3 separate regions of the Homo sapiens genome follow, and regions 2 and 3 are each linked to region 1. Evidence: chromatin loops called from intact Hi-C (ENCODE). Cell type or tissue: HCT116. All regions are shown on one strand.

What was found. Peaks named below come from ENCODE experiments on the same cell type or tissue, not always from the same donor. Only the 100,000 strongest peaks of a DNase experiment are listed, where the experiment ranks them.
Region 2: it touches region 1 in a loop (5-fold over the local background); 4 of 110 quality-filtered maps call a loop at or near these places.
Region 3: a loop joins it to region 1, with 5 times the contacts of the local background. A loop is called at or near these places in 17 of 110 quality-filtered maps.

The regions. Positions count from the first base shown.
Region 1 is chr19:17,762,353-17,770,352 of GRCh38, reverse strand. FCHO1 (FCH and mu domain containing endocytic adaptor 1) reads right to left here. Exons shown (of 29, transcript NM_015122.3): 5 at 7,500-7,591; 6 at 5,904-5,978; 7 at 3,543-3,684. Among named protein-coding and RNA genes, the nearest start is that of FCHO1, 15 kb to the right of the region's middle. RefSeq lists an enhancer at 3,598-4,135. In HCT116, a CTCF peak has its summit at 3,521; DNase peaks (open chromatin) are centred at 3,552 and 7,730; H3K4me3 peaks cover 610 bases; H3K27ac peaks cover 1,135 bases.
Region 2 is chr19:17,493,136-17,501,135 of GRCh38, reverse strand. It overlaps SLC27A1 (solute carrier family 27 member 1), which reads right to left. Exons shown (of 12, transcript NM_198580.3): 7 at 3,672-3,881; 8 at 732-858; 9 at 504-641; 10 at 260-424. All of the region lies in intron 1 of PGLS-DT (PGLS divergent transcript), which reads left to right. Among named protein-coding and RNA genes, the nearest start is that of PGLS, 15 kb to the left of the region's middle. RefSeq lists enhancers at 1-776, 777-1,645, 1,998-2,542. In HCT116, CTCF peaks have their summits at 4,498 and 4,710 (motif pointing left); a DNase peak (open chromatin) is centred at 4,695; H3K27ac peaks cover 875 bases.
Region 3 is chr19:17,436,540-17,444,539 of GRCh38, reverse strand. It overlaps TMEM221 (transmembrane protein 221), which reads left to right. Exons shown (of 3, transcript NM_001190844.2): 3 at 7,613-8,000. Among named protein-coding and RNA genes, the nearest start is that of TMEM221, 8.1 kb to the left of the region's middle. RefSeq lists a silencer at 3,171-3,220. In HCT116, a CTCF peak has its summit at 3,189 (motif pointing left); no DNase peak of the experiment used is centred here.

The sequences.
Region 1 (8,000 bases):
GCTCCACAGTCTTTTTCTATGTGTGTGTGTGTGTTTTGGTTTGGTTTTTTTTAGACAGAGTTTCGCTCTTGTTGTCCAGGCTGGAGTGCAGTGGCACGATCTCGACTCACTGCAATCTCTGCCTCCCGGTTTCAAGCAATTCTCCTGCCTCAGCCTCCCAAGTAGCTGAGATTACAGGTGCTCACCATCACACCCAGATAATTTTTTGTATTTTTAGTGGAGACGGGGTTTCACCATGTTGGCCAGGCTGGTCTCTAACTCCTGACCTCAGGTGATCTGCCCACCTTGGCCTCCCAAAGTGCTGGCATTACAGGTGTGAGCCACCACGCCCGGCCTCTGTGTGTGTGTTTTAATAGCAATGGGGTCTTGCTATGTTGCCCAGGCTGGTCTCAAACTCCTACACTCAAGCAATCCACCTGCCTCAGCCTCCCAAAGTGTTGGGATTACAGGTGTGAGCCACTACGCCCGGCCTGTACGTTTTTCATTTCAAAACATTTTTAACTTTAAAAAAAAGTACTATTTACACATGGTTCATATTTCAGAAAGTTGTAAGAGGTAAGCCAGGAAAAAGCCTCCCATATATGGGCCCTCCAGCCTAGAAGTCCCCAATTATTACTGTGATACTTCTCTAGAAATAATCCGCATATGGATAAAGATGCTTGTTCTAACCCAAGTTTTATGACAAACAGTGGCAGACTGTGTTGCTTAACTCACCGTTTTGTGTGTGTGTGTGTGTGTGTGTGTGTGTGTGTGTGTGTGTGTGTGTGTGTGTTTGAGACGAAGTCTCGCTGTGTCACCCAGGCTGGAGTGCAGTGGCGCGATCTTGGCTCACTGCAAGCTCCGCCTCCCGGGTTCACGCCATTCTCCTGCCTCAGCCTCCTGAGTAGCTGAGACTACAGGCGCCGCCACCACGCCCGGCTAATTTTTCTTTTGTATTTTTAGTAGAGACGGGGTTTCACCGTGTTAGTCAGGATGGTCTCGATCTCCTGACCTCGTGATCTGCCTGCCTCGGACTCCCAAAGTGCTGGGATTACAGGCTTGAGCCACCGTGCCAGGCCTTTTTTTTTTTTTTTTTTTTGAGGCGGAGTCTTGCTCTTTCACCCAGGCTGGAGTGCAGTGGCACAATCTCAGCTCCCTGCAACCTCCGCCTCCCGGGTTTAAGCGATTCTCCTGCCTCAGCCTCCCAAGTAGCTGGGATTACAAGCATGCACCACCATGCCCGGCTAATTTTGTATTTTTAGTAGAGACAGGGTTTCACCATTTTGGCCAGGCTGGTCTTGAACTCCCGACTTCAGGTGATCTGCCCGCCTCAGCCTCCCAAAGTGCTGGGATTACAGACATAAGTCACTGTGCCCAGCTTTTTTTTTTAAGAGATGGGGTCTCACTGTGTTGCCCAAACTGGTCTCTAACTCTTAGGCTCAAGCAATTCTCACACCTCAGCTCAGCCTCCCAAGTAGCTGGGACTACAGGCATGCACACCACGCCTGGCCTGCTTTTACCACTTAAAAATTCACTCCTGGCCAGGCACAGTGACCCATGCCTGTAATGCCAACATTTTGGAAGGCTGAGGCAGATATGTTAGATGTTTGACCAGCCTGGGCAACACAGCAGGACCCCTTCTCTCTCTCCTTTTTTTTTTTTTTGCCTTGTTTTGTTTTTGAGACAGAGTCTCACTCTGTTGCCCGGGCTGGAGTGGTGTGTCGCGATCTCAACTGACTGCAACCTCCACCTCCCAGGCTCAAGTCATTCTCCTGTCTCAGCCTCCTGAGTAGCTGGGATTACAGGTGTGTGTGCCACCACGTCTGGCTAATTTTTGTGTTTTTAGTATAGACAGGGTTTCACCATGTTGGCCAGGCTGGTCTGGAACTCCTGACTTCAAGTGATATGCCTGCCTCAACTTCCCAAAGTGCTGGGATTACAGGCATGAGCCATCGCTCCTGGCTAGCAAGATCCCTTCTATACAAAAAATTTAAAAATCAGCAAAGCCAGGCGCGGTGGCTCACACCTGTAATCCCAACACTTTGGAAGGCTGAGGCGGGCAGATCACCTGAGGTCAGGAATTCAAGACCAGCCTGGCCAACATGGTGAAACACTGTCTCTACTAAAAATACAAAAAATTAGCCAGGCGTGCACCAGCACACCTGTAATCCCAACTACCTGGGAGGCTGAGGCAGGAGAATTGCTTGAACCCAAGAGATGGAGATTGCAGTGAGCTGAGATTGTGCACACTGCACTCCAGCCTGGGCAACAGAGCAAGTCTCCATCTCAAAAAAACAAAACAAAACAAAACAAAAACAAAGTATTACCAACCCCCTTTTTAAACAAGACATAAAAACATGCAGATTTTGGAACTCTGTAAAGACAATGCATCTATGATTCTACAATTATAAGCTTTGGATATTGTGGAATTCTAAGAGTCTAAGATGGTTCTTCTGATTCTAGGTTTATAAGAGTGTAAAAATAGTAAATATGAATATCTGTAACTTCCAATGCTTTAGAACAGCTGTTGGCAAATGTTTTCTGTAAAGGGACAGATAGCAAATGTGTTTGGCTTGATACAAACACTTGAATCTGTCGCTGCAGTGCCAAACAGCCACAGATGACAGGCACATCAATGGGCATGGCTCTGTGCCAATAAAACTTTATTTACTGGCACTGATATGTGACTGTCATACAATTTTCACATGTGGTGAAATTTTATTTTTCTTTAGATTTTTTTCTAACCCTTTAATAATGTAAAAACCAGTGATAACCCATCTCTCTCTCTTGTTTTTTTTTTTTTTTTTTTTAGACAGTCTTTCTCTGTTGCCTAGGCTGGAGTGCAGTGGCATGATCATGGCTCACTGCAGCCTCGACCTCCCATGCTCAAGTGATCCTCCCACCTCAGCCTCCTGAGTAGCTGGGACTACCGGCATGTGCCATCATGCCTGGGTAGTTTTGGGTGTTTTTTTTTTTTTGGTAAAGATGGGGTCTCCCTATGTTGCCCAGGCTGGTCTCAAACTCCTGTAGGATCCTGGGCTCCAGCCATCCTCCTGCCTCAGCCTCCCAAAGTGCTGGGATTATAGGCATGAGTCACTACGCCAGGCCCAAACATTTTTTAAAAATTAGCCAGGCATGGTGGCGTGCAACGTAGTCCCAGCTATTCTGTGGGGGCTGAGGCAGGAGGTTCGCTTGAGCCCAAGTGTTTGAGGCTGCAGGGAGCTCTGATCACGCCACTGCATGTGGGTGACAGAGTGAGACCCTGTCTCTTAAAAACAAACAAGCAGAAAAAAAAAAAACCCTTCTTAGCTGTACAAACATTGGTGGGGGGTGGGCGGGATTTGGCCCGTGGGCCACAGTGTGCTAACTCCTGGTCTGGAATTTTGCAAGTTTGAAATTCAACAACGCTCAGGTCCGTAAGACCCTGGGCTTGACGTTGTGGAATTAACGGAATTCTCGGAGGCGGACATCCGCAGGTTATAAAGCCCCAGAAGATCTGGGGTCCTGTGAGCTGCCGGTGTTCCACACCCACCCAGCCGCTGGGCGGCGCCCACGACACACACCTTCTTGTGGGTCTTGAGCTGTTCCTCGCCGTAGCGGAGAACGTCCTTGATGAGATCCTGTAACTTCCGTGTCAGTTCCAGGTGGCACAGCGCCAGCTTGTCCGAGGAGACGCGGAAGACCTCCCAGAGCGGGGCGAAGGTCCTGGGGGCGGGCAAGGTCACACCCAGGGTTCATCAGGCTCACCCCACCCCGGGACAGCGCTGGCACTGGCTCAGGTATGTGCTGCACGCTGAGCCCTGCTAAACATGAATGAATACTAATTCATATAATCTCCATGGCAGCTGTAAGAGGCGGGCCTGTGACAGATGGGGAAACTGAGGCATAGGGAGCTCTATAGCTCCTCCCAAGGCCCCTCAACAAATCAACATTAGAGCTGGAATTTAAACGCAGGCCCTGGTAATCCCAGCACTTTGGGAGACCGAGTCGAGCAGGTCACTTGAGGTCAGGAGTTCCAGACCAGCCTGAGCAACATGGTGAAACCCCCGTCTGTACTTAAAATACAAAAATTAGCTGGGTGTGGCAGAAGAATCGCTTGAACCCGGGAGGTGGAGCTTGCAGCGAGCCGAGATCACACCACTGCACTCCAGCCTGGGTGACACAGCGAGACTCCATCTCAAAAAAAAAAAAAAAAATGGTTCACGCCTGTAATCCCAGCACTTTGGGAGGCTGAGGTGGGCAGATCACAAGGTCAGGAGATTGAGAGAGCATCCTGGCTAACATGGTGAAACCCCGTCTCTACTAAAAATACAAAAAATTAGCCGGGCGTGGTGGTGGGCACCTGTAGTCCCAGCTACTCGGGAGGCTGAGGCAGGAGAATGGCGTGAACCCAGGAGGCGGAGCTTGCAGTGAGCCAAGATCGCGCCACTGCACTCCAGCCTGGGCGACAGAGTGAGACTCTGTCTCAAAAAAAAAAAAAAAAAAAAAAAAGAGTGACTAAGACACCACATGCCCCAATCGAGTCAATTTGGCCTGCCCCACTCAGCAGAAGCCCCATCCAGCCTCCCTCCACCTTCTCCTCCTGCTGCCTCCACTTCTGCCTGCCCCACAGAACTTTTGCCTCATAGCAGCCACAAAGAAAACTGCAAATGCCATCGGGGGACCACATTATGTGTTTTGTTTTTATTTTTGTTTTTTTTTGAGGCATGGTCTGGCTCTGTCACCCAGGCTGAAGTGCAGTGGTACAATCATGGCTCACTGCAGCCTCCATCACCTGGGTTCAAGCCATCCTCCTGCCTCAGCCTCCTAAATAGCTGGGACTGCAGGCACATGCCACCATGCCCGGCTAATTTTTGCATTTTTAGTAGAGACAGGGGTTTCTCCATGTTGCCCAGGCTGGTCTCGAACTTTTGGCCTCAAGTGATCCTCCCACCTCAGCTTCCCAAAATGCTGGGATTAAAGGCTTGAGCCACCGCGCCCGGGCACAAGGTTCATGCAAAGTCATTTGTGTGTCAGGCCCCTGAGGCCTCACCCTGCCATCTCCCCTCCTACTTCCTTTCCACGTTGCCCAAGCCCTGCAGCCAGGCCAGCCTCCTCACTCTTCCGTAAACATGCCACGCCTGTCAACTCAGGGCCTTCGCACTGGCTGAGCCACTTGCCCGGGTCTCTGTCCCTCAGACATCCCCATGGCCTGCCCCTTTCTATTAAGGTCTCAGTTCAGGGAGGTCGGGCCCACCCCAGAGAAAGTGCCCGATCTCTCACACTCCTATCTCATTCCCTTCCCAGCACTTTTTTTTTTTTTTTTTTCAAAACAGAGTTTTCGCTCTTATTGCCCAGGCTGGAGTGCAGTGGCACAATCTCGGCTCACTGCAACCTCCGCCTCCTGGGTTCAAGCGATTCTCCTGACTCAGCCTCCTGAGTAGCTGGGATTACAGGCACCCGCCACCACACTCGACTAATTTTGTATTTTTAGTAGAGAGGAGTTTCACCATGTTGCCCAGGCTGGTCTTGAACTCCTGACCTCCGGTGATCCGCCCACTTCAGCCTCCCAAAGTGCTGGGAGTACAGGCATGAGCCACCGCACCTGGCCCCCTTCCCAGCACTTTTCACCTCAGAAAAAAAATGTTTTTGTTTGTATTTAACATCTCTCTTCTCACACAGCCCAGATGTACATTGCATGAAGGTGGCTGGGGTTTTATCTGTCTGGGTTGCTGCTGGTGCTTGGCACACAGAAGGCACTCAAAAAATATTTGTGGAATGAATGAATGAGCTAGTGTGTGAATGAATGATATACATCCCTCTATCCAAATAGCCCCATAATCGAGGTGGATGACACTCTATTCTACATGCACCGAGTGTGAAGAGATGTCCACCAAGGAGGAGGCTCCCAATGTCCCCATGTTGGTGACCCCTACCCCACTCACCCCATGGGGGTCCCGTTGCTGGCCAGCTTGGAGAGTTTCGCCATCGCCTTCGAGTAGGTCTCCTCGATGGTGGCCCTGGGGAGGAGAATGAGGTAAAGATGGAGAAACTGCCCGGGCGCAGTGGTTCACGCCTGTAATCCCAGCACTCTGGGAGGCCGAGGCGGACGGATCACCTGAGGTTAGGAGTTCAAGACCAGCCTGGCCAACTTGGTGAAACCCTGTCTCTACTAAAAATACAAAAATTAGCCAGGTGTGGTGGTGCATGCCTGTAATTCCCAGCTACTGGGGAAGTTGAGGCATGAAAATCGCTTGAACCTAGGAGGTGGAGGTTGCGGTGAGCTGAGATCGTGCCACTGCACTCCAGCTTGGGTGACAAAGCAAGACTCCATCGCAAAAAAAAAAAAAGATGAAGAAGCTTTCAGACACCCTTGAGAGAGGCACTGCTCCTCTGGGCCTCAGTTTCCCCATCTCAAACACCTTAGCAGTGGCTTTCCATAATGGGGGGATGACACAACACTCTGAGGGATGTTTTGAAAATTCATAGAAGATTTTTTCTTACGTAATATATTTTATTAACAACAGTAGTAGGCTGGGCATGGTGACTCATGCCTGTAATCCCAGCACTTTGGGAGGCCGAGGCAGGAGGATCACTGGAACCCAGGGGTTCGAGACCACCCTGGGCAATATAATGAGACTCCTTCTCTACAAAAAAAATTTTTTTTAACTTAGATAGGTGTGGTGGTGCATGCCTGTAGTCCCAGCTACTCAGGATCCTGAGGTGGGAGGATCGCTTGGGCCCGGTAGGTCGAGGCTGCAGTGAGCTATGATCAGATCACCCTGGGCAACAAAGTGAGACTCTGTCTCCAAAAAGAAAAAAAAAAAAAAAGGCAGAGTGCAGTGGCTTACATCTGTAATTCCACCACTTTTGGAGGCTGAGGCGGGCGGATCGCCTGAGGTCAGGAGTTTGAGACCCGCCTGGCCAACATAGTGAAACCTCGTCTCTACTAAAAATAAAAAAATTAGCCAGACGTGGTGGCAGGCACCTGTAGTCTCAGCTACTTGGGAGGCTGAGGCAGGAGAATTGCTGGAACCCGGGAGGCAGAGGTTACAGTGAGCCGAGACTGCACCATTGCACTCTAGCCTGGGCAACAAGAGCAAAACTCTGTTTAAAAAAAAAAAAAAAAAAAAAAGCCAGATGTGGTGGTACATGCCTATAGTCCCAGCTACTCGGGAGCTGAGGTAGGAGGATCTCTTGAACTCAGGAGTTCGAGGCTGCAGTGAGCTATGATTGGGTCACTGCACTCTAGCCTGGGCAACAAAGCAAGATCTTGTCTCCAAAAAAAAAAATTCCAACCTTGAGTAGGTTATATCATCCTCTTTTGAGGAGGGGAGCTTTCGAAATCAGGTGATTGTTGTTTAAAAGGAGATATGGGCCTGACCGGGTTGAGAATCGGTCATTTCCAGGATTTTCGAGCCCCTCTGGTTCCTGGAATCCCCAGGGTTCTAGCCCCTGACCATGCAGGGCGTAGCCATTAGGTGGGCGTGACTACAGGATGGTGGGCGTGGCCTCTGGTGGATGGGGCTTGGGGACCTCACCTCTCCCGGATGAAGTCCGCCAGCTCCTTGGTGGAGATGGGCCCCTGCTTCACGCTGTGGTACAGGACCTCAAAGCCATGATTTTTCTCGCCCTGCAGGGGATGGGAATAGAGATTGAGAAAGGATGGAGAGAACATCATAGTTGCTTAGCAACGGGGGCGTGGCCAAGGAGCAGAAGTCCATCCCCTTGGCTGTAGGGACTTGTTCGGGCCTGAGCGAATCAGCTTGCTGCATTTCCCCTGGGCCATAGGGATTGTCTATGGACCTTAAATTTGTCCAATCAGAGAGAAGCCTGGGATTTTCTTTTTGTCCTATAGTTGCTGGGGAGGAATCTCATTTGTTCTGTGTCTTTGTCTCCTTCTGTCTTTGTGTCTCTGTCTTTCTCTCCGTTTTTCTGAGTCTCTCTGCCGTTTCTGTCTCAGTCTCCTCCCCTTTTCTCTTTGTGTCTTTCCATAAATGAGGAATTATGTGGCCACAGGGGATACTGGAAGTCAAATGGAA
Region 2 (8,000 bases), 270 kb after region 1:
CACACATTTTGTGGAGCTCCTGCTTGGCTCATTGAAGCCCTAAGACAGGTGGGCTTTCATGATCCCATTTTCTGGATGACAAAACTGAGGCTCAACATCACCCAGGTGAACTGGCTCCAGATCCAGTGCTTCCTCCTGGGCTGCCATGAGCAGTTGTCCAGGTTGTGCACTGCCCAAAGGCATGTGTACTTCTAAGCCCCTTTTGGCTGAGCTCCCTCAGGACCATGCCTCAGGACCACCCCCTGCAACCCCAGCTTGCCTGGAACAGCCACCCCATAGACGGCCACGTCTGTCTGGCCCAGCAGGCGGCTCAGCACGCCCTCCACCTCGGTGGTGGAGACGTTCTCCCCTCGCCAGCGGAAGGTGTCCCCGCTACGGTCCCGGAAGTACATGTAGCCCAGCTCATCCATCACTAGCACGTCACCTGGCAGAGGGGAGAGGGGCAGATGGGTGGAGGATCCCCATCCGCACAGCCAGTCACCGGGGCCTAGCAGGCTGCGCACCTGAGAGGTAGGCGCTGTCGCCCTTGCTGAAGACGCTGTGGGCGATCTTCTTGCTGGTGGCGCTCTCGCTGACATAGCCATCGAAGCGGCGCAGCGGGTCCTGTTGGTTGATCTGACCCACAAGGAGGCCAGGCTCCCCTAGGGAGAAGGCCATGTTCAGGCTGCGCTAGGCAGGCAGGGCGTGGGGACCCCTGCTCCGGGTGGGGACCATGCGGGGGCCCTGCTCACCGGCCTGGCAGGGGATGCAGAGGCCCTGGGCATCCCGCAGCAGCTCCATTGTGTCCTCATTGACCTTCACCAGCCGGATGGGGTACACGTGGGGCAGGATGCGGCTGTTGAAACCACAGGAGCCGACCTGGAATGGGGTGAACTGAGTTGGAAGGAGCCGGGGATATGCGGGGTCCTTCTCAGTAACACTTTGCCTGCCTTGCCCTGGGGCTTGGACCTAGCACCTCCAGTGTCATTCTAAGCTCTGTGACCTTGGCTGATCTGCAAAAGCAGGGTAGTAAGCGTCGCCTCCAACTCAGGGCCCCTCCTCCCACCTTCCCAGCCTGCATTCAGTCAAGAGAAGACCTCTGGCTGGCACCCACTTCCTGATCCACAAAACCCTCCATGCTGGCAGGAAGTAGATGCCTCTGTGTGGACACTACAGCTACGTCAGACACTGCAGAGCTTCACCTGCTGCCCGCCGCCCTGCTTGGCATGGTTCTATGAACAGAAATGCTTCTCCAACATGTTTGAGCCACTACACCCTGTCTGGTGTGTTTCTTTCTGCTTTTCCCCCTTCCTCCGTTCCTCCCTTCCTTCCTTCCTTCCTTTTTTTATAGAGTCTTACTCTGTCGCCTAGGCTGGAATGCAGTGGCGCAATCTTCGCTCACTGTAACCTCTGCCTCCCACGTTCAAGTGGTTCTTATGCCTCAGCCTCCTGAGTCTGGGATTACAGGCGCATGCCACTGAGCCCAAACAATTTTTTTTTTTTTTGTATTTTTAGTAGAGATGGGGTTTTGCCATGTTGGCCAGACTGGTCTCGAACTCGTGACCTCAAGTGATCCACCCACCTCAGCCTCCCAAAGTGCTGGGATTACAGGCGTGTGTGGGTGGCAAGCTACCCAGGTGCCGAGGCAAGAGACCGAGGGCACGAGCCATTCCAGTATAATAAAATATATAAAACAACAAGAGTTATACTAGATCTAGATCATAGACATGATTATATATGAATATCATTAGTCATCAGTTTGTAGCAATTACTCTTTATTCCAGTATTATAATAATCCTCGCTCTGTAATCATAACCTAGAAAAAACCGGGCCATAGAGAGATAGGAGCTGAGGGGACACAGTGAGTAGTGACCAGAAGACAAGAGTGCGAGCCTTCTGTTATGCCCGGACAGGGCCACCAGAGGGTTCCTTGGTCTAGCGGTGACGCCAGCGTCTGGGAAGTCTAGTCTAGCGGTAGCCTTAGTGTCAAGGAAAAACACCTGCTACTTAGTGGACCGGGAAAGGGAGTCTCCCTTTCCCCCGGGGAGTTTAGAGAAGACTCTACTCCTCCACCTCTTGTGGAGGGCCTGACATCAGTCAGGCTTGCCCACAGTTATCCGGAGGCCTAACCGTCTCCCTGTGATGCTGTGCTTCAGTGGTCATGCTCCTAGTCCGCCTTCATGTTCCATCCTGTACACCTGGCTCTGCCTTCTAGATAACAGTAGCAAAATTAGTGAAAGTACTAAAAGTCTCTGATATGCAGAAATAATGGCATAAGCTGTCTTTCTCTCTCTCTCCCTCTCTCTGCCTCTGCCTCGGCTGCCAGGCAGGGAAGGGCCCCCTGTCCAGTGGACGCATGACCCACGTGACCTTACCTATCATTGGAGATGACTCACACTCTTTACCCTGCCCCTTTTGCTTTGTATCCAGTAAATAACAGTGCAGCCAGACATTCGGGGCCTCTACCGGTCTCCGCCTCTTGGTGGTAGTGGTCCCCCGGGCCCAGCTGTCTTTTCTTTCATCTCTTTGTCTTGTGTCTTTATTTCTACAATCTCTCGTCTCCGCACACAGGGAGAAAAACCCACCGACCCTGTGGGGCTGGACCCTACAGGCGTGAGCCACCGTGCCTGGCCTGGTGTGTTTCCTATGCAAGAATCTGAGCTACAGTGAGCAAAAGTGCCCTGGGGGCTGGCCATCCAACACCAAGCACACTGAGGAAGGAGCATTGTTCTTGGCATTAAGGACCCAGCCCCCATGGCACTTGCTGTTTTTTTTTTTCCTTTTTAGAGACACAGAGTCTCACTCTGTTGCCCAGGCTGGAGTCCAGTGGTGTAATCATAGCTCACTGCAGCCTCGATCTCGTGAGCTCACGTGATCCTCCCGCCTCAGCCTCCTTAGTAGCATTGACTACAGGCACCTGCCACCATGCCTGGCTAATTTTTTATTTTCTGTAGAAAAGGGGGTCTCACTACATTGGCTATGCTGGTCTCAAACTCCTGGGCTCAAGTGATCCTCCTGCCTCAGCCTCCCAAAGTGTTAGGATTACAGGTGTGAGCCACTGTGCCCAGCCGACATTTGCTTTATGATCATTATTACGGTCTGTTCTTGGCCTTGGATGGGAGGGGCTTGGGAAAGGAGAGGGAGATTCATGCAAGCGGAGAATGGAGATGATTAAGAGAGTAAGTAGTTGCTAATTATGAAGGTATCTGTTTGCTGCTACTTGGGAGGCTGAGGCAGGAGGATTGCTTGAGCTCAGGAACTGAAAGCTACAGTGAGCTATGATCACGTGGCTGCACTCCAGCCTGGGCGACAGAGCGAGACTCTGTCTCAAACAACAACAACAAAATAACAGCACGGTACACAGAGCCCTATTCTCCTTGCTAATCTCCACACGCAGAAACTGAGGCTCAGAAAGGCTGAGGCACTTGCCAGGGCGCACAGCCATACCTATCCTCCAACTCTCCTGACCCAAGGACCACAGTCACATGACTATCTGTGCAGGCTGCAGGATTGTCCCTCTGGTGGTGCACCGGGAGTCCCAGGAACTCCCCTTACACCCCGCCCTGCGTGCGCCTTGGCGGAGCCTTCCGCGCCAGTCCAGGCTGTTTTATGTATCCCAGGGGCCCCAGGAAGAGGAGACAGTGGTCTTCCCTGAACTCCGAGACCTGCCCCGGGGCCCTGCCGGTGTGCACCTTGCCGTCCATGTTGGCAATGCTGCAGTTGCACTCGGTGGCGCCGTAGAACTCCCCGATTTGGCGTACGCCGAAGCGCTCCGTGAACTCCTCCCAGATGGCAGGACGCAGCCCGTTCCCCACCGCCAGGCGCACGCGGTGTCGCCTCTCCGCCTCGCGCACCGGCTGCTTCAGCAGGTAGCGGCAGATCTCCCCGATGTACTGAACCACCTGGGGGACGGGGTGAGGAAGTGGGTGATGGGACCGGCAGGCGGTGGGGAGCCCGGATCAGAGGAGAGACCCCGAGACCGCCCCACCCAGGGAGCTAATCCTATGAGCGGAACAGCCTAAGGATGATGATGGCTGCAGAATCGTCCACACTCCATTAGGGACCACATTGACTCCTAGGACTCGTTCAGTCTCTTGCAAAGGGTCTAGGATGCAGCTTTTTTTGTTGTTTTTTGGTTGGGGGTCTCCCTGTGCCGCCCAGGCTGGAGTGCAGTGGCATGATCACAGCTCACTGCAGCCTCTAACTCCTGGGTTCAAGTGATCTTCCAGCCTTAGCCTCCCGAGTAGCTGGGACTACAGATTTTTTTGTAGAGATGGGGGATCTCGCTCTGTTGCCCAGGCTGGTCTTGAACTCCTGGCCTCAAGCAATCCTCCTGCCTCAGCCTCCCAAAGTGTGAGATTCCAGGTGTGAGCCACTTGTGCCTGGCCGGATGCAACTTCTATCCAAGCAGATGCAGTGTCTTTCCTCCTCCCCCTACCCGCACCCCTTCGTGGTCCCTCGATTCTGCCAAGCAGCTTCCTGGAGATACCACATCCCTGTCTGAGCCTCAGCAGGCACACAGGGCAGGACTAGCAGGAGAGCTGGCACCCCGCAGGGCAACCCTCAGCCTGGAGCCTACACTGTCACCCAGAGCCCCCTGGCTGAGCCTGGGCTGGCCGGAGCGTCACCCCTGGGCAGACCACTCCCAGGTGCACCCACTAGGCTGCGCTGCGTCTGGACTGAGCCCCAGGTGCCCACGGAGCCACCTGCTCATGGGCTCCCCCTGCAGGACATCTTCCCTCCCTGCCACACATTCTCAAGCCCCGCAAGAGCTTCCTGGGGTCATCCACCAGGTGCCCCACGGTGCCTTTAAGAGTTCTCATCTCCAGTTGGGCTTCGGAATGACTCCCCCCCCGCCACTTTACAGATGGAGAAACCGAGGCTCACAGATGGTAAGGAACTGGAACGAGATCACAGAGCTGGGAAGTGGCAGAATTTGATTTGAACCCAGGCATCCCGGCCCCAGAGTGGGAATAAAACAGTTGCATGCCAGGGATTACCCACCAGATGGATCATAACAGCTGCAAATGTGCTCGGGGCTTCCCGCTCACACACAGGATGAAACCCACATTTCTTCCTGTGGCCAACTGGATCTGGCCCTGCCGCCCCTGCTGCCTCCTCTCCCTCCATCTCCGCTGAACACTCTGCCTCCTCAGGGACTTTGCACATGCTAGCCTTTTGCCTGAAGCAGTCTTCCCCCAGATGCATTTGCCTGAACTCTTCAGTCTCAGCTCAAACGTCACTGAGAGGCATCCCCTGTGCCCCCAGCTGTGCCCCTGAGAAGGTACTGACTAAATAGCTGATGACTAAACCAATATGATCAGCAGACACCACCGCCATGCTCTGAGCTGAGCTTGGAGATGAAGGCACTGAGGCCCAGAGAGGAAATGCAGTGCACCCAAGATCACTGGCTGCTGACCAACAGCAGGTCCCTAAGGGGGAGGGTCCTCTCCCTCCATTCTCAGACTTGGGCCACTGCCTTAGGTGTGGTACAGCCCACACCATCTCTAGGAGAGAACCTGGCCAATCAGCCCAGCCCCTCCTCAGCCAATATGACTGGCTTAAGAATGGGCACGGCCAGGCGGGGTGGCTCAAGCCTGTAATCCCAGCACTTTGGGAGGCCAAAGCAGGTGGATCACGAGGTCAGGAGATCGAGACCATCCTGGCTAACATGGTGAAACCCCGTCTCTACTAAAAAATACAAAAAATTAGCCGGGCGTGGTGGCACACTCCTGTAATCCCAGCTACTCGGGAGGCTGAGGCAGGAGAATGGCGTAAACCCGGGAGGCGGAGCTTGCAGTGGGCCGAGATCGCGCCACTGCACTCCAGCCTGGGCGACAGAGCGAGACTCCATCTCAAAAAAAAAAAAAAAATGGGCACATGGCTGGGCGCGGTGGCTCATGCCTGTAATCCCAGCACTTTGGGGGGCCGAGGTGGGCAGATCACTTCAGGTCAGAAGTTCGAGACCAGCCTAGCCAATGTAGTAATACCTCATCTCTACAAAAATACAAGAAAATTTTGCCAGACCTGGTGGCATGTGCCTGTAATCCCAGCTACTTGGGAGGCTGAGGCAGGAGAATCTCTTGAACCCGAGAGGCAGAGGTTGCAGTAAGCCAAGATCGCTCTATTGTACTCCAGCCTGGGGACAAGAGTGAGACTCCGCCTCAGAAAAAAAAAAAAGGCAAGGATTTTTACAGACAAGCTAGCAGGGAGGCTGTATCTGATCTAAATAGACCGTGAAAAACCGGTGAGGACCAGATGTGCCATCCGCATAGGGCGCAAATCTCTGGCAGCCCCCAACCCAATCTCTTATTATGCAGGTGAGTAGCTACTCTACGTTGCCTATTTTTTTTTTTTTTGGAAACAAAAAATCCTCGGTAGAACTTCCCTTCTAACAAAAAGCAGCCCAAGAAATCACTTATTTTCTAACAAAGAACAGCCTGGAAGATTGGGCTGCAAACACAAATAAGGAAGCTGGAAGCTTGCAGCAGGGGATGCCAGCAGCTGCACCGATAAAAAGGGCTACCTGTGGCCGGGCACGGTAGCTCACGCCTGTAATCTCAGCACTTTCGGAGGCCAAGGTGGGTGGATCACCTGAGGTCAGGAGTTCGAGACCAGCCTGGCCAACATGGTGAAACCCCATCTCTACTAAAAATACAAAATTAGCCAGGCGTGGTGGCACACACCTGTAATCCCAGCTATTCAGGAGCCTGAGGCAGGAGAATCACCTGAACCCAGGAGGTGGAGGTTGCAGTGAACTGAGATCGCACCACTGCACTCTGGCCTGGGCAACAGAGTGAGACTCCGTCTCAAAAAGAAAAAGAAAAAGAAAAAGGCCAGGCACGGTGGCTCACGCCTGTAATCCCAGCACTTTGGGAGGCCGAGGTGGGCAGATCATGAGGTCAGGAGATCGAGACCATCCTGGCTAACACCGTGAAACCCTGTCTGTACTAAAAAATACAAAAAAAAAATTAGCCAGGTGTGGTGGCGGGCGCCTGTAGTCCCAGCTACTCAGGAGGCTGAGGCAGGAGAATGGTGGGAACCCAGGAGGTGGAGCTTGCAGTGAGCCAAGATTGCGCCACTGCACTCCAGCCTGGGAGACAGAGCGAGACTCCGTCTCAAAAAAAAAAAAAAAAGAAACAGCTACCTGGGGCTGGGCATGTCCACCCTGGGGGCTCCACCATCCCTTTTTTGTTAGCACGTGTACAGTAAGAAAGAAATAAGCAACAAAAGCCGGCTGCTGTGGCTCATGGCTGTAATCCCAGCAGTTTGGGAGGCTGGGGCAGGCAGATCACCTGAGGTCAGAAGTTTGAGACCAGCCTGGCCAACATGGTGAAACCCCGTCTCTACTAAAAATACAAAAAATTAGCTAGGCTTGGTGGTAGACCCCTGTAATCCCAGCTACTCAGGAGGCTGAGGGAGGGGAATCACTTGAACCCAGGAGAAGGAGGTTGCAGTGAGCCGAGATCACACTACTCCATTCCAGCCTGGGAGATGCAGCGAGACTGTGTCTCAAAAAAAAAAAAAAGTAAGGTTCTAGATTATAGCCTGCTGCCCCCATGAGAATGGCTAGACTGCAACTGCTGCTACAGATAAAATAGCAGTGAGCAGTTTCTCATGAGATGTAATTTCTGAACCCAAATAAATGTATGCTCTTGTTTTCTCCTTGTGTCCTTATTAAACATCACCTTTAGAGATTCTGTCCTGTTTTTTTTTTTTTTTTTTTTTTGAGATGGAGTTGTGCTCTCTCACCCAGTCTGGAGTGCAGTGGCGCGATCTCGGCTCACTGCAACCTCCACTTCCCGGGTTCAAACGATTCTCCTGCCTCAGCCTCCCGGGTAGCTGGGACTACAGGTGCCCGCCACCATGCATGGCTAATTGTTTTTGTAGAGATGGGGTTTCACCATGTTGGCCAGGCTGGTCTTGAACTCCTGACCTGAGGTGATCCACCTGCCTCGACTTCCCAAAGTGCTGGGATTACAGGCGTGAGCCGCCGCGCCCGGCCCTGTCCTCTATTTTTC
Region 3 (8,000 bases), 330 kb after region 1:
TAAAAAAAAAAAAAAAAAAAAGCCCGTGGATGGCATCTGACTCCAGCAGGGACTCCACAAATGCTAGCTGTCATCAGAACACTTCTGATTCATCAGTTTTATAATTTGTTTGAACAAAAATTTTCATGGCCTGCGTGGTGTCTAAAGATAGCATTTTGGCCAGGCGCAGTGGCTCACGCCTGTAATCCCAGCACTTTGAGGGGCCGAGGCTGGTGGATCACCTGAGGTCAGGAGTTTGATACCAGCCTGGCCAACATGGTGAAACCCCATCTCTACTAAAAATACAAAAAAATTAGCCGGGCATGGTGGTGGGCGCCTATAATATCAGCCACTCAGGAGGCTGAGGCAGGGGAATCACTTGAACCAGGGGGCAGAGGTTGCAGTGAGCCAAGATCGTGCCACTGCACTCCAGCCTGGGCAACAAGGGCAAAACCCCGTCTCAAAAAAAAAAAAAAAAAAAAAAAAAAAGATAGCATTTTACAGGTTGGAATGAGTGAAAGCTGTTTTGGTTACAAATATCAATCTCCAGCTCAAAAATGGCTTGAGAAAAAAAAAAAAAAGGATACCCCAGATGCTGGAACGCATCACACTGTCCTTCCTTCCTGATTTGTAATAACTTTTCTTCAATCAACTTTCTTTCATCCATCCGGGCTGGTAAAGGAATGAAATCATTAAGTGTCTTTCAAGAGACTCCTAACGCCTTATATTTGGTTTTAATCTTGAAACAAATGTGTTGATGATGCTGCGGACTCAATGCTGAATCATATATAAGTCCCTGCCAGCCCTGTAAACAATCTGTTTTACAGGAAGAAAAAATATCCTACTGAATGAAAAACAGGATTTGCTATTACTGTTTTTTTTTCATAGTCCCACCACAGAAAATAGAAATTTAAAAAGATATTTAGGCCGGGCGCGGTGGCTCATGCCTATAATCCCAGCACTTTGGGAGGCCAAAGTGGGTGAATCACTTGAGGGTAGGAGTTCAAGACCAGCCTGGCCAATATGCTGAAACCGCCCCCCCACCCCACCATTAAAAATTCAAAAAAATTAGCTGGGCCTGGTGGCAGCTGCCTGTAATCCCAGCTACTCGGGAGACTGAGGTGGGAGAATCACTTGAACCTGAGAGGTGGAGGTTTCAGAGAGCCAAGATCGTGCAACTGCACTCCAGCCTGGGTGACAGACTGAAACTTCATCTCAATAAATAAATAAATAAATAAATAAATAAATGTTTAAAAAGATATATTAAAAAAATTTTTTTTGATGCGGAGTCTCGCTCTGTCGCCCAGGCTGGAGTGCAGTGGTGTGATCTCGGCTCACTGCAAGCTCCGCCTCCTGGGTTCATGCCACTCTTCTTCCTCAGCCTCCTGAGTAGCTGGGACTACAGGTGCCCACCACCACGCCCAGCTAATTTTTTGTATTTTTAGTAGAGACGGGGTTTCACCGTGTTAGCCAGGATGGTCTACGATCTCCTGACCTCAGGTGATCCACCAACCTCGGCCTCCCAAAGTGCTGGGATTACAGGCGTGAGCCACCACGCCCGGCCCTGAGCCACCACGCCAGGCCCTCAAAATATTTTTAATGAGATGTGAGCCTAAGGCTCACTGTGGGAATTTATATATGTGAAGTGCACGGAACACTGCATAACTTTTGTTGTTTGACTTAATGAAATGCTCCAGAAGTAGTTTTTTTTTTAAAAAAAGGAGAAGGGATGGATGACTTGTGCATCTGAAATTGTCAGGGGAAGTTGGCTTCAGGTGTGGCTGGATCCAGGCACTCAAATTAGGTTATCAGAAATGCCTCTCAGCCGGGTGTGGTTGCTCACACCTGTAATCCCAGCACTTTGGGAGGCCGAGGCGAGTGGATCACTTGAGGTGGAGTTTGAGACCAGCCTGGGCAACATGGTGAAACTCCATCTCTACTAAGTATACAAAAATTAGCCAAACATTGTGGCATACCCCTGTAATCCCAGCTACTCCAGAGGCTGAGGCAGGAGAATTGTTTGAACCTGGGAGGCAGAGGTTGCACTGAGCCAAGATCATGCCACTGCACTCCAGCCTGGGCGACAGAGTGAGATGCCATCTAAAAAAAAAAAAAAAAGAAAGAAAAGAAAGAAATTAGCCAGGCATGGTGGTTCATGCCTGTAGACCCAGCTACTCAGGAGGCTGAAGGCAGGAGGATCGCTTGAACCCAGGGGGCGGAGGTTGCAGTGAGCCGAGATTGTGCCATTGCACAGCCTGGGTGACAGAGTGAGACTCTGTCTCAAAAATGATGTTGTTGATAATAATAATAATAATAAAAGAAAAAAGAAACAGAAATGCTTGTCACTTCACCTGTTCATCTGCTGTTCCCTGAATGGGCTTCTCTCTGAGAAAGATGCCTCTATCTGTAAGCACTTTTGACACGATGCCTGGAGCCTTGAGTCTTTGCACAGGCCAACAGAAATATTAAAGACCTAGGGAATAAGATATCCTCATTCTAAAATACAAGAACAATTACAAAAGGAAAAAAAAGGTAACATTATGTCAGCCTCACTAAGCGTAAAATTGAGAATTCATTCACCTCCCATTTAGATTGTTTTTGAGGCTAGGTGACCTCATTCAGCAAGAATTCCCAAGCACATCCAACCAATCATCCATTCATCGCTAGCTAGAACTAAAAGAATAATTACAAAATCCCTTTCAAAATGTTTCCAGCCAAAAAAAAAAAAAAAGTCCTTGGCCTTGCTTTCACATGTGGGACATCATGCAGTGTGATATCTTCCAAAGCAATAGTACAGAGCCAGAGAACGCGTATAAACAGCCTGGAAAGTGCCAAAAAAAAAAGTCCCCCATGTGTTCTGGGCCCCTCTCCTACCAATACCCTAGACGCTGCAGGAAAATCTATCTGTCCCAGTAGCCCAGGCTAAAGTCTCAGGGCTGACTCTGATAGGCTGAGCTTGGGCCATGTAATATTCCTCCACCAATCACTAACATCAGGGGAAGCAATTAATGCTCTGATTGGCTGAGCTTGGTCCAATGAGGACATCATTGATGCCAAAGTGGCTTAGTGATCCCAAATCCACTCTGCAGTGTAGAGATAGGGACCAAACCAGGGATTCTCCACTGAGACTGATTCTGGCCTCAGAGGAACTTTTGTCACTGCCTGGAGACATTTTTGGTGGTCGCCACAGAGTTGAGGGTGGGATGCTACTGACATCTAGTGGGTAAAAGCTGCTAAACGTCCTACGATGCACCACCACTAAGAATGGTGCCAACTGTATGCTGGAGAGGCTGATGGAGGGCTAGCTAGCTCAGGTCCTCAAAGTCCCTTCTTTTTTTTTTTTTTTTTTCTCTGAGATGGAGTCTTGCTCTGTTGCCCAGGCTGAAGTGCAGTAGAGTGATCCCAGCTCACTGCAACCACCACCTCCCAGATTCAAGCGATTCTCCTCCCTCAGCCTCCCAAGTACCTGGGATTACAGGAGCCCACCAGCACGCCCAGCTAATTTTTGTATTTTTAGCAGAGACGGGGTTTCATCATGTTGGCCAGGCTGGTCTCAAACTCCTGGCCTCAAGTGATCCGCCCACTTCGGCCTCCCAAAGTGCTGGGGTTACTGGCGTGAGCCACCACGCCCGGTCCCTCAAGGTCCCTTCTTATTCACATTGGCTAACTGAGGCCAGAGAGGGGTTGTGAATCTCTCAATGCCCCCCAAGCCTGGGGCGTGGCAAACCTGTGGGCACCAGAGAGTAGAGAGCAGAGGCTGGCTCCTCCACCTTGACCCTCACCCCCACCCCAGGCAGAGACAGACAGAGATGCAGGACCCTGAGAGCTGAGTTGCTGGGGGTGTTTCTGGTTTTGTTTGTTTAGAGACAGGGTCTTGCTATGTAGCCCAGGCTGGACTTGAACTCCTGGCTCAAGCAATCCTCCTGCCTCAGTCTCCCAATCCATGTAGCTGGGACTACAGGTGTACACCACCATACCCAGTTAAGTTGCAGTTTCACTGTGGCAAAGTACACATAACAAAAACATTACCATTTTAGGCCGGACGCGGTGGCTCACGCCTGTAATCCCAGCACTTTGGGAGACCGAGGCGGGCAGATCACGAGGTCAGGAGATCGAGACCATCCTGGCTAACAAGGTGAAACCCCATCTCTACTAAAAATACAAAAATTAGCCGGGTGTGGTGGCGGGCGGCTGTAGTCCCAGCTACTCGGGAGGCTGAGGCAGGAGAATGGCGTGAACCCGGGAGGCAGAGCTTGCAGTGAGCCGAGATTGCGCCACTGCACTCCAGCCTGGGTGACAGAGCGAGATTCCATCTCAAAAAAAAAAAAAAAAAAAAAATACCATTTTAACCAGTGTATTTTATTTCCATTTTTTGAGACAGGGTCTCGCTGTGTCACCCAGGCTGGAGTGCAGTGGTGTGATCATAGCTCACTGCAGCCTCCATGTCCTAGGCTCAAGCAATTCTTCTGCCTCAGCCCCGCAGCTAGCTGGGACCGTAGGCAAGCACTGCCATTCCTCGATAGTTTCTTATTTTTTGTAGGGACTGGTCTCCCTATGTCACCTGAGCTGGCGTCGAACTCCTGGCCTCAAGCAACCTCTCACCTCGGCTTCCAAAAGTGCTGGGATTACAGGTGTGAGCCACCTCGCCCAGCCGTTACCCACTTTAAAGTGAACAGTTCAGTGGGATTGAGCACATTCACGGTCTTAGGCAACGATCGCTACTATCTGGTTCCAGAATATTTTCATCACCCAACAGGAAACCCTGTCTCCATTAGCAATCACTCCCCATTGCCCCTTCCTCATCCCTGGAAGCCACTAATCTACTGTCTGTCTCTATGGATTTGCTTGTATTTTTTTTTTTTTCTTTTTTCTCGAGACAGCGTCTTGCTCTGTTGCCCAGGGTAGAGGGTAGCGGCGCGATCTCGGCTCACTGCAATCTCCACCTCCCAGATTCAAGCGATTCTCCTGCCTCAGCCTCCCAAGTAGCTGGGATTACAGGCACGTGCCACCACACCTGGCTACTTTTTATATTTTTGGTAGAGACAGGGTTTCACCATGTTGGCCAGGCTGGTCTCCAACACCTGACTTCAGGTGATCCACCCACCTCGGCCTCCCAAAGTGCTGGGATTACAAGCATGAGCCACTGCGCCCGGCCAGGATTTGCCTGTTCTGGACATTTCAGATCAATGACACCTCACACTCTGTGGCTATTTGCATCTGGCTTCTCTCACTCAGAACGATGTTTTCCTGGTTCATCCACATTGTAGAATGGAGCGGTGCCTCATTCCTTACATGCTGCATCATATTCCCTCATATGGGTATTCCACCAACAGGGAGGCTTTTTTTTTTTTTTTGAGATGGAGTCTCGCTCTGTCACCCAGGCTGGAGTGCAGTGGCGTGATCTCGGCTCGCTGCAAGCTCCGCCTCCCAGGTTCACGCCATTCTCCTGCCTCAGCCTCCTGAATAGCTGGGACTGCAGGCGCCCGCCACCACGATCGGCTAATTTTTTGTATTTTTAGCAGAGATGAGGTTTCACCGTGTTAGCCAGGATGGTCTCGATCTCCTGACCTTGTGATCCGCCCACGTCGGCCTCCCAAAGTGCTGGGATTACAGGTGTGAGCCACCGTGCCCGGCAAGGGAGGCTTCTTAAGAGATAGAGCAGGTGTCGGGCGCAGTGGCTAATGCCTGTAATCCCAGCACTTTGGGAGGCCGAGGCAGGTGGATCACCTGAGGTCAGGAGTTCGAGACCAGCCTGACCAACATGGTGAAACCCCTGTCTCTACTAAAAATACAAAATTAGCCAGGCATGGTGGTGCATGCCTATAATCCCAGCTACTCAAGAGGCTGAGGCAGGAGAATTGCTTGAACCCGAGAGGCAGAGGTTGCAGTGAGCTGAGATTGTGCCACTGCACTCCAGCCTCGGCAACAAGAGCAAAACTCAGTCTCAAAAAAAAAAAAAAAAAAAGATAGAGCAGGTAGGTCCTGTTCCTCCCCAGCTCCAAAATCCCCCTACTCATTGCTCTTAGAAGAAAACCCGGTAGGACACAGTGGCTCACGCCTGTAATCCCAGCCCTCTTGGCAGGCCAAGGCTAGAGGACCACTTGCGCTCAGGAATTGGAGACCAGCCTGGGCAACAAGGCGAAACCCCGTTTCTACTAAAAATACAAAAATCAGGCTGGGCCCAGTGGCTCATGCCTGTAATCCCAGCAGTTTGGAAGGCCAAGGTGGGCGGATCACCTGAGGTCAGGAGTTCAAGACCAGCCTGGCCAACATAGTGAAACCCTGTCTCTACTAAAAATACAAAAATTAGCTGGCGTGGTGGTGGGTGCCTATAATCCCAGCTACTTGGGAGGCTGAGGCATGAGAATCGCTTGAACCCGGGAAGCAGAGGTTGCAGTGAACAGAGGTCACACCACTGTGCTCCAGCCTGGGTGACAGAGCAAGATTCTGTCTCAAAAAAAAAAAAAAAAAAAATTAGCCAGGCATGGTGGCATGCACCTGTAGTCCCACCTACTCAGGAGGCTGAGGTGGGAGAATCACCTGAGCCTGGGGAGGTTGAGGCAGCAGTGAGCTGTAGCCGAGCCACTGCCTTCCAACCTGGGTGACAGAGCAAGACCCTGTCTCAAAAAAAAAAAAAGAAGAACAAGAACAAGAACAAGAAGAAAAAGAAGAAGAAGGAGAAGAAGGAGAAGACCCACACCCCTTTCTGTGGCCCCCACCCTCATCTGGTCCCCAACATCCACTCCTTCCTTAACTCCTCCATCTCTCCCCCACCTCTCCACCTTTCTGCTCCAGCTACACAACCCATTTTTCTTTTTTCTTTTCTTTTTGTTCAGACTGAGTCTCACTCTGTCACCCAGGCTGGAGTGCAGTGGTGCGATCTCGGCTCACTGCAGCCTCCATCTCCCAGGCTCAAGCAATTCTCCTGCTTCAGCCTCCTGAGGAGCTGGGATTACAGGCGCCCGCCACGATGCCCAGCTAATTTTTGTATTTTTTGTAGAGACAGGGTTTTACCATGTTGCACAGGCTGGTTTCAAACTCCTGACCTCAAGTGATCCACCTGCCTCAGCCTCCCAAAGTGTTAGGATTATAGGCGTGAGCCACTGAGCCCGGCCAGAACCCGTTTTGCTTTTTTCTGAGCCTCGGACACTCTTGGGTGTTTCCACCTCAGGACCTCTGCACTTGCCATGTCCCTGCAGCTGTCATCCTCCTCAGCTCTCCCAAAAACTGCTGCTTCTTCCCCAGGGTCTCAGCTCAAATAGCTCCTCCTCAGGGAAGCCCTGGCCCACAGCTGCTGAAATTAGTCTCTTTCTGTTGTCTCCTTCGGAGGCAGCACTGTGCTTCAGAGCACAGACTCTGGAGCCCACCAGCCTGGGTTAAAATCCCACCTCTGTCACTTCCTGGCTGTGTGGCTTTGAGGAGTCCCCTAACCTCTCTGGGCCCCAGCTTTCTTCTCTGTAAAATGGATGTGATGATGATGCACGAGTGGGATGTGGGAGGATTAAATGCCTATTCTATGTGCCTGTCATGTGGCAGGGCTTTTCGTAATTTCTCCCTGTGTGCAAGAACTCCCTGAGGGCTTGGAGGGCAAATGTTTGTTGACTGAATAAATGAGAGTCGTTTCCTTCCCTAGCACTGTCCATCTATGCCTTGCTACTTTTCGAGATCGAGACAGGCGCAGCAGCTGCTTCCATCCTCGGCTCGGGCACCCTGGTTCTGGTGGCTGTGCTGACCCACACTCTCCTCCGGGCTGCCCGGGCTGCCCGCCGTGGGCTCCATGAGTTGTCCCCGCCATCCTTTGAAGACGACCTCGCCCGCCCTGCCGAAGTCTCCAAGGCCAGCCCCAGAGCTCAGCCTCAGCAGGGTATCCATCGTCGGACCCCCTATTCAACCTGTCCAGAGCCTGGGGACCCCTTTGGGTCCATGGCCACTGCCACAGCACCTGCAGCCCTGGAGGGAGGCTGGGAGAGCAGCCTGCCTGCATCCAGAATGCACCGGACACTGTCGGCTGGCCTGGGGCA